2 separate regions of the Homo sapiens genome follow, and region 2 is linked to region 1. A link is a contact called in ENCODE Hi-C data. All regions are on one chromosome and are shown on one strand. Each heading gives the region's core, a stretch centred on a gene start or an enhancer-like site at or near the end of the contact. The rest is flanking DNA. Distances are from core to core; before and after follow the strand shown. Region 1 holds the start of MAP3K4 (mitogen-activated protein kinase kinase kinase 4). Region 2 holds the start of SOD2 (superoxide dismutase 2).

What was found. Hi-C counts contacts between places; a loop is a spot of excess contacts on that map. Pooled maps may share reads with other maps.
Region 2: a loop to region 1 is called in a map of CD8-positive, alpha-beta T cell, with 8 times the contacts of the local background. The contact joins the promoter of SOD2 here to the promoter of MAP3K4 in region 1. A Hi-C loop is called at or near these places in 2 of 168 maps with a recorded cell type or tissue (B cell and CD8-positive, alpha-beta T cell) and 8 of 50 pooled maps.

The regions. Positions count from the first base shown.
Region 1 is chr6:160,988,597-160,995,317 of GRCh38, forward strand. MAP3K4 (mitogen-activated protein kinase kinase kinase 4) reads left to right here and starts at 3,173. Exons shown (of 27, transcript NM_005922.4): 1 at 3,173-3,487. The coding sequence starts at 3,336. It overlaps MAP3K4-AS1 (MAP3K4 antisense RNA 1), which reads right to left and starts at 3,746. Exons shown (of 1, transcript NR_174962.1): 1 at 1,722-3,746. RefSeq lists enhancers at 2,609-2,668, 2,689-2,758, 2,711-3,580 and silencers at 2,849-3,178, 3,641-3,935, 3,849-3,978.
Region 2 is chr6:159,688,438-159,694,490 of GRCh38, forward strand. It overlaps SOD2 (superoxide dismutase 2), which reads right to left and starts at 4,804. Exons shown (of 5, transcript NM_000636.4): 1 at 4,708-4,804; 2 at 4,224-4,426. The coding sequence starts at 4,730. RefSeq lists an enhancer at 4,047-4,116 and silencers at 4,487-4,666, 4,867-5,156, 5,837-6,006.

The sequences.
Region 1 (6,721 bases), core at 1,923-4,422:
ATGTGGGCTCTCCTGGTTTTAACTCCCTGCACTTCCAGAAGGAAATGAAGGGGTGTGCTCCCTCAGGAATACCACAAGGAAGGGAGGAACTTATTTTAAGTAAAATGCAGCACCACGCTAATAATAATTTTAAAAACTATAGCCTTAGAGGTTTTTCTTTTTAATAGCAGACATAACCCTATTTATCACATCACTTATTTTATTGAGACCATCCTGGCTAACATGGTGAAACCCTGTGTCTACTAAAAAATACAAAAAGCCAGGTGTGGTGGCAGGTGCCTGTAATCTCAGCTACTCAGGAGGCTGAGGCAGGAGAATCGCTTGAACCTGGGAGGCAGAGGTTGCAGTGAGCTGAGATCACGCCACTGCACTCCAGCCTGGGCAACAGAGCAAGACTCCATCTCAAAATAAAAAAATTTTTTTTAAATAATCCTGTGGCAAAATCCATAAAATTGACTAATATACTAGCCTTGAAATATGCTAAGGTGTTACAATTATGCCCTTTACATTTATGTACATATATATATATACACACTATATAGAGAGGAAATTTGAGACTTCATAATAGTGGTAGCATATGTCCAAGGTTTTTGAGTGTTTTTGGCAAAGCAGAAAGAACATGCATATGAATATGTAACTGGTTTTGTGTATGTCAAAAATGGGCTTTAAACTCATGGTAAGCAATGTTCTGAATGTTACGTAGCTCAACCTAGACTAGGTCTTCAGTAGAACCTTAGCTTTTTAAACTCATTTCAAAGTAAAGAAATTCCATAAGGGCTATGTGGATTCGGTCTTGAGGACAAAGAGTGAAAGGTAATTCTCTGAAGATTTTGTTGTCATTGTTTTTAACATGATTAGGCTGGGTGCAGTGGCTTACACCTATAATCCCAGGGTTCTGGGAGACTTGAGGCCAGGAGTTCAAGACTAGCTTGGGCAACATAGTGAGGCCTCAGCTCTACCAAAAAAAAAAAAAAAATGTTTAAAATTAGCTGGACATGGTGGTATGCATCTGTAGTCCCAGCTACAGCAGAGGCTGAGGTGGGAGGATCACTTGAGCCCAGGAAGACCCTGTCTCCAAAATAAAAAAAGAACATTATTAAAGGTAATGAGACAATGAGACCAACCATGTGCTAAACAAGAATAAAAATTTAGAGACAAAAATCTAATAACTTAAAAAAAATAACTATTTCATTAATGCAACAATACTTACTGAGTTCTACTAACACCATGTTGGGCACCAGAGACATTTGATCCCTAGGCAAAGGTCAGAAGAAGGAAGAACAGCTTCTTTCCTGAAGGAGCTTACACTATGGTGGAGAAGGCAGAAAAGAAATCTGGGGGCTGTGAGGCGCTCACTGGGAGCCCTGAAGACAAAGTGGGGGCACGGGGTGAGATGAGAGGGTTGTCAGCCAGAGAAACAGCTTTCCTGGACCCAGCATGGGGGTGGGGCGAAAAGTCACAACACTTATATTGAATATTTAGTACCAGTTAACTTAGGTTTCTATACATGATGCATTACTTGATTAGGTAAGTGTAAATTTACTTGGTTCCTGCTAAAATACATAGTATCCTCAAGTGGAAATTAAAACACAAGAACAAGCCACAGGTCTCCCGCATGCTGATTATATTTGCTAAGTGTTTTGTGACTTGGACACACGTGTCTGCATTATCAGCTAGCTTAAATTCGGTAGTCATACCAAAGAATACGTAGTACAATGCTGTTTAAAGAAGAGATTTATTTTATTATTTAACTTTTAAAGTCTCTAATATGCCTTCTAAGAAGGGTTCTGGCTCAGAAAATTGCAGAAGAAAATCGAGTAGAGAACTAGAATTACAGAAACCTAAGAAATACTTTTACTGAGCTTTCTTCACACAAGAAAATGCACGGAAATGAATTATACATGGATACCAATTTGTGATTTTTAAAAATTTGTAATTTTTTAAATTAAGATAAAAATTAGTTTATTTTTTTGAATACTTTTTTGTTTTGTTTTACCTCACCCTTTACTAAGCTGTTAGCTTGGTCTGTTGCGCTTACTGCTATATCCTCAGCATCTAGTACAGTTCCTGACACATATATGCACTTAATAAGTATTTGTCAAATGAATATTATTGAGTAAATAAGATGAAGGTCAATTCAGAAATTCAGCACTATCAGGCTATATACATAATACAGACTATTATAAAAAACTAGAATGGAGCAGTTCCTTTTAACGACGGAGAAATGTCAGTAACATACTTTGAGCACAATATAGCTAATTTCACAACTGGTCTTTAAATATAACATACCTATAATCAATTTAATGTTTTTCTTTGTTACCAGAGTTGTTCAAAACGTGCGTTTCACCTATCAAAGCTCAACTAAATGAGGTTTAAGAAATCTGCACATTTGAATGTACTTAATTTTAAAAGATTCTGGTTTTGGATTAACTCTGGATTTCACCCTATGGGAAATTTTGTAAATATTTCCAACTTAAAAAAAAACTGTGAAGCCCCAGCGCTAAGAGTAAACGATGCATTGGAATTTCAACAGGATTTCTGTAACTCTGAAATAATCTTTAGCATTTCTTCTTCCCCCCATCCCCTCAGTGTAGGAGCATTCCAGTCCAAGTTTCTGGGAGATCGCTATCGAATCTTATGACACTGGGGTGAGAAGTTTTGCCGGGTTGAAATGAGGGGGTCACTTTAATAATCTGGAATTCCGGAGACTTTATGTCAAGTCTTAAAAATTCGAGCCTGTGGAAGGCTGCGCTGTCAAGAGACCGGAGTTGCGAGCGTCTGGGTGACGTCCGTCCTCCTGGAAGGTGGGATCCGGGTGGCAGGTCCCTGGGCGGCGACTCCGGCCGGGCTCATAGCGTCGCGCCCGCCCCGCTCATCGGCCCTACCCAGCGTCCCTCCCAGACCGACGACCGCCTGGGAAGCCTCGAGCTCCCAGCCCGCTGCACAGCCCGGCTCCGCTCCACAGTCCCCCACTGCCACCGGCCGGGGCGACACCGGGCGAGCTGGCGAGACCCGGCTCCAGGACCGAATCGCGCCGACACTTGACGGCGCTCCCCGCCCCTCCCTGCCGCCGTCTCCGCCCCCGTCCGGTCGCATTCCGGCGCCCGCCGCCGCCGCCGCCACCGCCGCCGATCTGGGAGGCTTGTCCCTCGCCGCCCACCGTAGCCCCGGCGCTCGGCCGGTCGCCGTTTCCAAGATGGCCGCGGCGCGCACGGCTCCTGCGGCGGGGTAGAGGCGGAGGCGGAGTCGAGTCACTCCCGCACTTCGGGGCTCCGGTGCCCCGCGCCAGGCTGCAGCTTACTGCCCGCCGCGGCCATGCGGGGCTCCGTGCACGGATGAGAGAAGCCGCTGCCGCGCTGGTCCCTCCTCCCGCCTTTGCCGTCACGCCTGCCGCCGCCATGGAGGAGCCGCCGCCACCGCCGCCGCCGCCACCACCGCCACCGGAACCCGAGACCGAGTCAGAACCCGAGTGCTGCTTGGCGGCGAGGTGAGTGTGGCGGCCGCAGTCGGTCGCTCGCAGAAAGCGGGGCGGGTCCTGGCCCGAACTCGGTCGGGCCCGAGGGCCTCTGCTTCCCGCCAGGTGGGGAGGGAAGCATCCAGTCTCTGCAGGCTGGGGCGGGAGGGGCGCGGTGCATCCCTGGGTCCCAGGGGACCGCGTCTGAGTCTGTCCGGCGACTCCTCCCGGGGTTGCAGCTCCGCAGGGTTCCGCTCGAGCGTGTTGCCGGCTCCCCTTCCCTTGTAGACTCCCCCAGCTCACCCTCAACGTTGCGGGGGCTGGGAGCAGAGTGCGGCTGCCTCCCCTGCCGCTAGCTTCGGAAGAGTGGCCTCACTGAAGTGCCTCTCATCATTACTGAACGAAAGTGGTCCCTCCCCTCTGCCCTCATTCGAGTAAAAGAGACATTCGGAAATCGAGTGCGTACTGGCTATTTCCCCGCGTTCTCCTCCTCCTCTCCTTTTGCCCGCTCCAGAGAATGCCTGTCATCTCTTCCGTGAGAAATTGCACTTAGACTATGCAGACAGATACGTTGCTTTCCTGTTCTGAGGGCCCCTTACTGTCCTTTAGTGCTAGTATTGTGCAGATTGTTGCTCACACGTGCACAAAAGTAAGGATTCATTTGTCTAAAACTTTGCTACTGCAGGAAGCTCTAAGGTGGAACTTCGGTAACCAAAGCATTTGTTGCTTTTTCTTCCATACTCTATTAACTTATTTTTATGTCTTTATTTTTTTTTTAATTGAGAGAACAAACTCACCATAACTGAGAATTTCCCTCTTTTTACGTGCCTATGTTTGTATGTTCAAATGTCCTCTTACTCCCTGTCCTTTGCATCCCAGAGTAAACTTGCAAACTGCTGCCCCCTGTCCCCTGTAATGAAAATACCTCGGCAGCTCCTCTTGGCATCTTATGGTCTTGCTCTATGGTTCTAGGAATAAGGCAGTAAAGTGTCCTCTTTTTCCTGCTTAAAGAAAATTCACACCTGTAACTGTAGTTAGAACTGAACACAGGAGCCATATTCTTGCTTGTCATCATTCAGTTGGCCCAAACAAATTTGTTTTATTTTTATAAGCTGTGAAGAAATTAGTTGCCTCTTTTAATTCTGAGATAGTTCTGGGTACTTCTAAGGAACAACTTCTCTGAATAATGGTACAGGGTGTAATGAGAATTCCTTTGGTTCCTTTTGAATACATCTAGTATTTTTAGAAATTTTGTCAGAAAGTTTATTATAAATTTGTTAACGGATCAGTTTTCGAGCAATTTTGATACCTTTTTCTTTAAAATTAATAGTGAACACTTAACGGTTAAAATAGGCCATTGTCTTTATTTCTATTAACCCATTTAATCTTTTCAACAACTCTATGAGGTAGGTCCTGTTATACTCTCTTTTTGACAGATGAGGAAACTGAGGCACACAGTTTAAGTATCTTGTCCAGGGTTTCACAGCTGGTAATGAAGAAAGGTCTGGCTGCACAGCCCATGTCTTTAACCACCATGAAGAATTCATTATCCAAATGGGCGGATCAGAAATTAGAATTCTGTATAACCCTACTCCGGAAAGAAATGGACATGAGCATTCTTAGGTAAAAGCGAGAAGGGCAGAGAAATGAAAATGTGCTGCAAAAATGACTGCTGCTTCAGTGGTAAAAAAAAAAAAAAACTTGACTTTTCAGTCAGGCTTCTGTCTGTGTTATAATAAAAATAGGTCAGGATAATGGGTTTCATCCAACTGTAAGTGAACAGCAGTGTACGGAACAAGAAGATCTCAATATTTTTCTTAGCAACATTGCAGTTAATTTTACAATAGAAAAATCTGTAAAACAGATTACTTGACAAAGCTGTTGTTTTCTCTTTTTTATGTCCTCGTTGTCACCACCTGCTCTTCAATACATAGAACTGACCTCTGACAGAATTACTGTAGATCTTTGGTAAAAGATGTAGGGGGTCTATCCAGTTGTTCATTTGAACTTTTTTTTTTAACCATTTTAGAGGAGCTCAGTGTACGTGTTCAAAATGTGTGAAATGCCACCTCTTTTTTTTTTTTACAATTTTCTTTTTTATTTTATTTTCAATAGTTTTTGGGGTACAGGTGTTTTTTGGTTACATGGATAAGTTCTGTAGTGGTGATTTCTAAGATTTTGGTGCACCTGTCACCCAAGCAATGTACACTGTACCAAATATGTAGTCTATTCCTCACCCCGCTCTGAGCCTTCCCCCGAGTCTTCAAAGTCCATTATATCATTCTTACGCCTTTGCATCCTCCTAGCTTAGCTCTCACTTATAAGTGAATACGATGTTTGGTTTTCCATTCCTGAGTGACTTCACTTAGAGTAATGGCCTCCAGCTCCATCCAAGTTGCTGCAGTTGCCATTATTTCGTTGTTTCATGGCTGAGTAGTAGTCCATGGTGTATATATGCCACATTTTCTTTATCCACTCATTGGTTGATGGGCATTTAGGTTGGTTCCATATTTTTGCAGTTGTGAATTGCGAATTGCTGCTATAAACGTGTGTACATGTGTCTTTTTCATATGATTAGTTGTTTTCCTTTGGGTAGATACTCAGTAGTGGGATTGCTGGATCAAATGGTAGTTCTACTTTTAGTTTTTAGGTTTTTTTAGTTTTTTTTGAGACAGAGTCTTTCTCTGTTGCCCAGGCTGGAGTGCAGTGGCGTGATCTCAGCTCGCTGCAACCTCTGCCTCCCGAGTTCGAGCAATTCTCCTGCCTCAGCCTCCCGGGTAGCTGGGATTATAGGTGCCTGCCACCAGGTCCAGCTCATTTTTGTATTTTTAGTAGAGACAAGGTTTCACCAAGTTGGTCAGGCTTGTCTTGAACTCCTGACCTCGTGATCCGCCCATCTTGGCCTCCCAAAGTGTTGGGATTACAGGCGTGAGCCACTGCGCCTGGCCAGTTTTTTAAGGAATCTCCATATTGTTTTCCACAGTAGTTGTACTAGTTTACATTCCCACCAGCAGTGTATAAGAGTTCCCTTCTCACCACATCCATGCCATTGTCTATTTTTTTAATTATTATTTTTAAATTATGGCCATTCTTGCAGGAGTAAGGTGGTATCTCATTGTGGTTTTAATTTGCATTTCCCTGATAATTAGTGATGTTGAGCATTTTTTCTTATGTTTGTTGAAAATGTGTGAAATGCCACCTTTTAATACATTGGAAACCAATAATGTGATAATTTATGCTACCAGGTTAACTGGTTTTGCCACAGAC
Region 2 (6,053 bases), core at 3,554-6,053, 1.3 Mb before region 1:
AGCAGAGGTGGAAAAGCTAGAAAATTCACTCCTGGCTGCTAGGCTCAGGGATCTCTTAGATAGAAGAGATTTTAGGAAATGAAACACCAAAGAGGACAATCAAAATAATAGAATGCTAAAATGTATGGCTCAACATACAGACTGTACAGAAAACCTTCAACTCTCACTTTCAAGACAGACGACGATTCATTGGGAAATATCTCCAAGTCACATTAACAAGAAACTCAACATACTCAAAATTGAACTCCTGATGTTCTACCCCAAACTTACTCCTCCTATTGTCCTCCACGTCTCAGTAAATGCCAGCTCTGTCCCTCAGGACATCCTTGGGAACCTGATGTCATTTTTGACTCCTCTCCCTTCACCCCACATCCAATCCACCAGCATATCCATTAGCAAAGCCAGCTCTACCTTTAAAATACATCCAATCTATATAAAAGCACACAGAGAAAAATAAAAGAAAAAAATAAAACACAAGCAGAACCTAATCCCTTCTCCCTAACTCTACTGCCACCTCATTGGGACAGAGGACCAGTATTTCTCACTGCACTGGTGCCACTATCCCCTCAGTTTTGGGGGGTGGGGGTGGGCCTTGCCCCCTCCAAAGGCTCCCCTTCTCACTGGAGCGAACCCTAGGTGTTTACACTCAGCTACTCTTACTACCAAGAGGCGCTGCACTTGACCCCGTCATTGAGCACGTGCTCACGCAGCTGCAGCCTCACTGGCCTTTTTGCACTCACATGACCAACTTGGATGTTCCCCTCAAGGCTAGCTGAGCACTGCTGCCTCTGCTGAACACTCTTCCCCAAGACAGTCTCATGCTGCGTTCCTGTTCCTCCTTCAAGTCTCCACTGAAACATCAACCCCATCAGTGAAGCCTTCTCTAGCCACCATACATGAATTAGCAACTCCCTGCCACCCCTCCCAGACCCTTTACTCCTTCTCAATAGGCCCTGTAACTCCTGGCATACTGCATGGGTACCTTGCCAAATAAGTAGGCAAAATAAAATAGTCTTTTCTATGCCTTCAAGAAGCTACAGACTAAATGAACTATTAATATTAGAAAAAAATGGAAATCCTCTTGTTTAATAAATATTTTGTGCATATTATCCACAAGATACCAAGAGAAGCAAAGTAAAGGACACAGAGACCCACTGAGAGCTTTGCTCTCAAGGAGCTTACATTTTGGAAAAAGTTCTCAACTGCTGTTCTGAAAGTGTACGTTAAGAACATATGTCTGGGCCGGGTGCGGTGGCTCACGCCTGTAATCTCAGCACTTTGGGAAGCCGAGGCGGGCAGCTCTCTTCAGGTCAGGATTTCAAGACCGGCCTGGCCAACATGGTGAAACCCTGTCTTCACTAAAAATACAGAAATTAGCCAGGTATGGTGGCGCGTGCCTATAATCCCAGCTACTCAGGAGCATGAGGCAGGAGAATGGCTTGAACCCAGGAGGCAGAGGTTGCAGTGAACCAAGAACACGCCACTGCACTCCAGCCTGGGCGACAGGGCAATACTCCGTCACAGAAAAAAAAAAAGAAAGAGAAAGAAAAAAACATACATACAAGGCCAGGTGAGGTGGCTCACGCCTGTAATCCCAGCACTTTGGGAGGCTGAGATGGGCGGATCACTTGAGGTCAGGAGTTCCAGACCAGCCTGGACGACATGGAAAAACCCTGTCTCTACTAAAAAACCCACAAAAAGTAGCCAGGCGTGGTGGCGTACGCCTGTAATCCCAGCTACTCAGGAGGCTGAGGCAGGAGAATTGCTTGAACCCAGGAGACGGAGGTTGTAGTGAGCCGAGATCACATCACTGCACTCCAACCTGCGGGACAGACTGAGATTCCGTCAAAAAAAAAAAAAAAAAAAAAAGTATGTCTGACTAGGCACGGTGGCTCACACCTGTAATCCCAGCACTCTGGAAGGCCGAGGTGCGTGGATAGGGGAGCCCAGGAATTCAAGAGCAGCCTGGGCAACATAGTGTGACCCCGTCTGTTTTTTTTAGACAGAATTAAAAAAAAAATTTTTAAAAGGAACATACGTAGACAATGCTGCTTTCTGAAACAAGCTCCAGTTGTTTAGCGATTCAGAAAGGAGAGAACCAACTGATATCTGAATACACAGCTAATCTCAAAGGGTTTTTTAAAGACACCAACTTTTTTTTTCCTTTGTTAGGTTTACAAACAGTTTTTTATAGATCTGTGTTTCCCTTATTAAATTTTCTTGAGAGTCACTCTAAAAATAGATGTAACTTTTCTATTGTTTTTTAATAAATCAATAGTAACTGAATTTTTAAAATGGGAAAGATACATGCTTAATGAGAGATAATTTAATAATCTTAACATCTTACAGTTTGCTTACTCATTTTAAAATTAATAAAAATTGAGGGCTTAATATCTGCTTTTAAGAACACTTTTCTGAAATTCAACATTTTATTTGGTTTCAGTTTAGTTTTTGCCTCAAATAATAATAAAAGTCAAATGCTTTTTGTTGAAAAATATTCATATTAGTCAGTTAAATGTGATGAGATTATGACATTGTTTTATCTTTTTTCCCCAAGTTTTCAAACATGAAAATCTTTTTAATAATTTTTAAAATATGTTTAAGTAAAAGAAAGCTCTGCAGGTACTCAATCACTTATAAACAATATAGTACAATACAATAAAAAGCTTTTTTCCAGTGGGTTGTATTACATAAGTAAGGCTCTGATTCCACAAGTAAAGGACTGAAATTAAGTTGTTTTTAAAATACTGAAGAGAAAGGTTCCTGGTGTCAGATGTTGCCTTACAGGAAGTACTTTCACAACTGGGGTATTCCCCAGTCTCTCCCCATTACATGTTTCCCAAATTTGTTATTTCCTAAATCACGGGGCCTTTTCCCGTAATTCAAGGTTCGTCTGTCTCAAGTAAATCTTCCAGAATGTGGTAACTTCCTCCTCTTTTAATCATTTACTTCAAACACAATCAGGCTGAAATACTGCATTTTTCCACTAGATGCCTCCAGTCAACAAGATGTGACTGTCTAAAAATTACTCAACAAATTTCATAACCCCGAAATTCAAAACATTTAAGGAAAAGTAAACATTTTTTACTACGTAGCTTACCAAGCAATACAGAGAGTCTAAAAAACATGACTATCGATTATCTTCCTTGTGCAAACCACTAACGAATAAATTAAAAAGACAATACTATTTTGTAAAAAACGTTAAAACATAACATTCCCATACACACCCCCAAAAGGCACAGACTCAAAAAGTCCACATACCCCTGGTTTTATCAACCGAGCTCTTGAGAAAAAAAAAAAAAGTTAACAACATATATTTTAATTGCATTACAAATATGAGTAAATAGTAAATAAAAACAAGCCTGTTTCAGTTTCCCACTAAAGGGCTATTTTCCTTGTGAACTTTGACCCCTAAGGGAAATCAAGAAAAGTATCAAGTCTAAAGATCCTGAACTGTTCCACAGTTAGGTTACTGCTTTTTTGGTAACGCACACCACAACGGTGTGCCTCCTCCTCTCCCACCTGAAGTCAAGTGGGCTCAGTGAAGTTTCACCTGCAGGGTAGCTGGGGATGCAGGGAGTCTCCAAGTCCTAGGCTGGAGTCCCGACCCCGTTTGCTCTCAGGAAGATGACAAGGACCATGGTTCCTAGCACGGAGTAGTGTCCTCCTGTCTCCCACCTTCAGTGTGACCTGGCAGTAAGACACCACTCCCACTTCTATCAGGAGGTGACCCTGACACTCAGAGACACCTGCGGACCCGATGATGTCTGGCCACCAGTGGACAGGCGCTCTCAGCCCTCCTGCAAACGGCTGGCACACCTACCTGAGAGACCAAACATTTCCCCAAAGCACATTATACAACAAGAACAATTTCAATTTGCAAAAAAAACGAGTGACACAGTAGAGCTTTCTTTTCAGGCCCTACAATTCACCAGTGCTGGCAATATGTGTAACGGAATGTGGCTCACAACAGTAAGGCAAGCTCCTTCGCAGGACCCCAAGTTCCCTGAGATGACAGAAGTGTGTTCAAACCCATCGAGGCACTCCTTCTACAATGAGGTAGACCATGTGTTTAAAAGAGAGACTATCGTGCCTGGAAAACTCGGAACCGGTACAAATACGAAGCGAGTTCTCCTCCACGGAGAGGCCCGTCCGTATGGGGCCTGGCTCCCTGGGGTCGCCTCTGCCGGGGACTGCCTCCCGCCGCTCAGCCTGGAACCTACCCTTGGCCAACGCCTCCTGGTACTTCTCCTCGGTGACGTTCAGGTTGTTCACGTAGGCCGCGTGGTGCTTGCTGTGGTGCAGCTGCATGATCTGCGCGTTGATGTGAGGTTCCAGGGCGCCGTAGTCGTAGGGCAGGTCGGGGAGGCTGTGCTTCTGCCTGGAGCCCAGATACCCCAAAACCGGAGCCAGCTGCCTGCTGGTGCTGAAGACGAGAAAGCACAGCCCGGTCAGTCAGCGCCGCGGGACCGTCTACGCAGGCTGGGCTGCCGAGGAACGGCAGCGCGCGGCGTCCCCCGAGTCCCCGCGTCCCCTCCCTGCGGATCCCCGCTCCAGCCGCCGCGCCGGGCACTCCCGGGAGAACCGCCTGCAGGTGCCCCGGTCCCGCCAGGCCCGGTGCGGCCACTGTCGCCATTGCCGCGGAGGCCCTGCCCGCCGCGAGCCCCTTCGCCCTTGGGGCCGTGACCGGGTCCCCTTTCTTCTCACCCGCACACTGCCCGGCTCAACATGCTGCTAGTGCTGGTGCTACCGCTGATGCCGCCGATCTGCTGAAGCCGCTGCCGAAGCCACCACAGCCACGAGTGCCGCTCCTGCGCCGCCCGCGGGCCTTAAGAAAGCGCGGGGAGCAGGGCCGCGACCCCAGCTGCGCCGCAAGGGCACCGCCGCCCCGCCCCCCCCCCCCGCGGGCCCCGCCCCGCGCCCGCCGCGCCCAACCCCGGGGGTGCCCTGCGTGCCTGTCCCGCCCGCCCGCGCTTGCCGTACACCCCGCGCCCAGGGCACGGGAGAAAGGAGGCTGCAGGCTAGCCTCGGCCTCGGCAACCTCGCTGCCTGTCTGCCGTACTTGAGTGGCGCGCGGCCGAAGGGAGGCGGCCCCTGCCCCCGTGGAGTTGGTACGGCCCGAAGGCCCTGCCTCCGGCTCCGCCCCTGAGGGTGCCGGCGGGGATCTGGCTGCACTAGGCGGCTGCGGCGCCTGCCCCTGAGTTTTGGTTGCGCTGCCGGGGGGCCGCGGGGTCCAGAGGCCTCACTGCAAAAAGACATTCATACCCTCCCAGGGCCCCCGTGGCCGTTCCTAGGGAAGACGGGGCCTAGCTGCTGGTCAGCGCCGCCCAGCCGGCCTATGAGCTGAGGGTAGAGCCAGCGCCCTTCCAACCCGTATTCAGTACTCTTGCGCCGTACCCTTGCTTTGCAAGTAAGCCGACCTTGGGACCTATTCCAGGACAGGAGGCACACAGACTTTGTCCCCACCGGCTGCCTAAGAACAGTTCTTGGACACCCACGACGTGCCCGAGACTGCAGGCAGGATTTGCACACATTTATCTTTATTTTTACCCCTAGGGTTGGTATTATTGATTCTAGTAATAGTGAAATCCTTTGAGGTTAAGCAGCTTCTCCTGGGCACAGTTAACTGAGTCAGGACTAGTTCCCACCTTCCTCACTACTAAGCCCTGGCAGTCATGTTTTGTGTGTTTACAGTAACTCTGTGAACCAACTGTTCAGGATAACATAAAAGGACAACAGAGGATTCTTTCCTGCGCTGTCTTGTAGCCTAGTAAGCTGTTAAGTATCAAGTGCTCTCTCAACAGTTAAACAACAATCCTGAATGGTGTGAATCTTCCATGTGTAGAGGTTAGGAAATCTACACTGCCATTGGCGGGAGTTGCCCCTTTATTGAAAAGAATATGATGGAAGGTAGCAGGTGCTGAACCGTTTCCGTTGCTTCTTGCAACCCCCGTACAGCCCTCCGAAGGATGACTAGGCTTCCGGTAAGTGGAATGGGAAAACAGTCAGGCGAAGAGGAACCACCTGAACTTGGCTTCACAACAGGAAGGGCT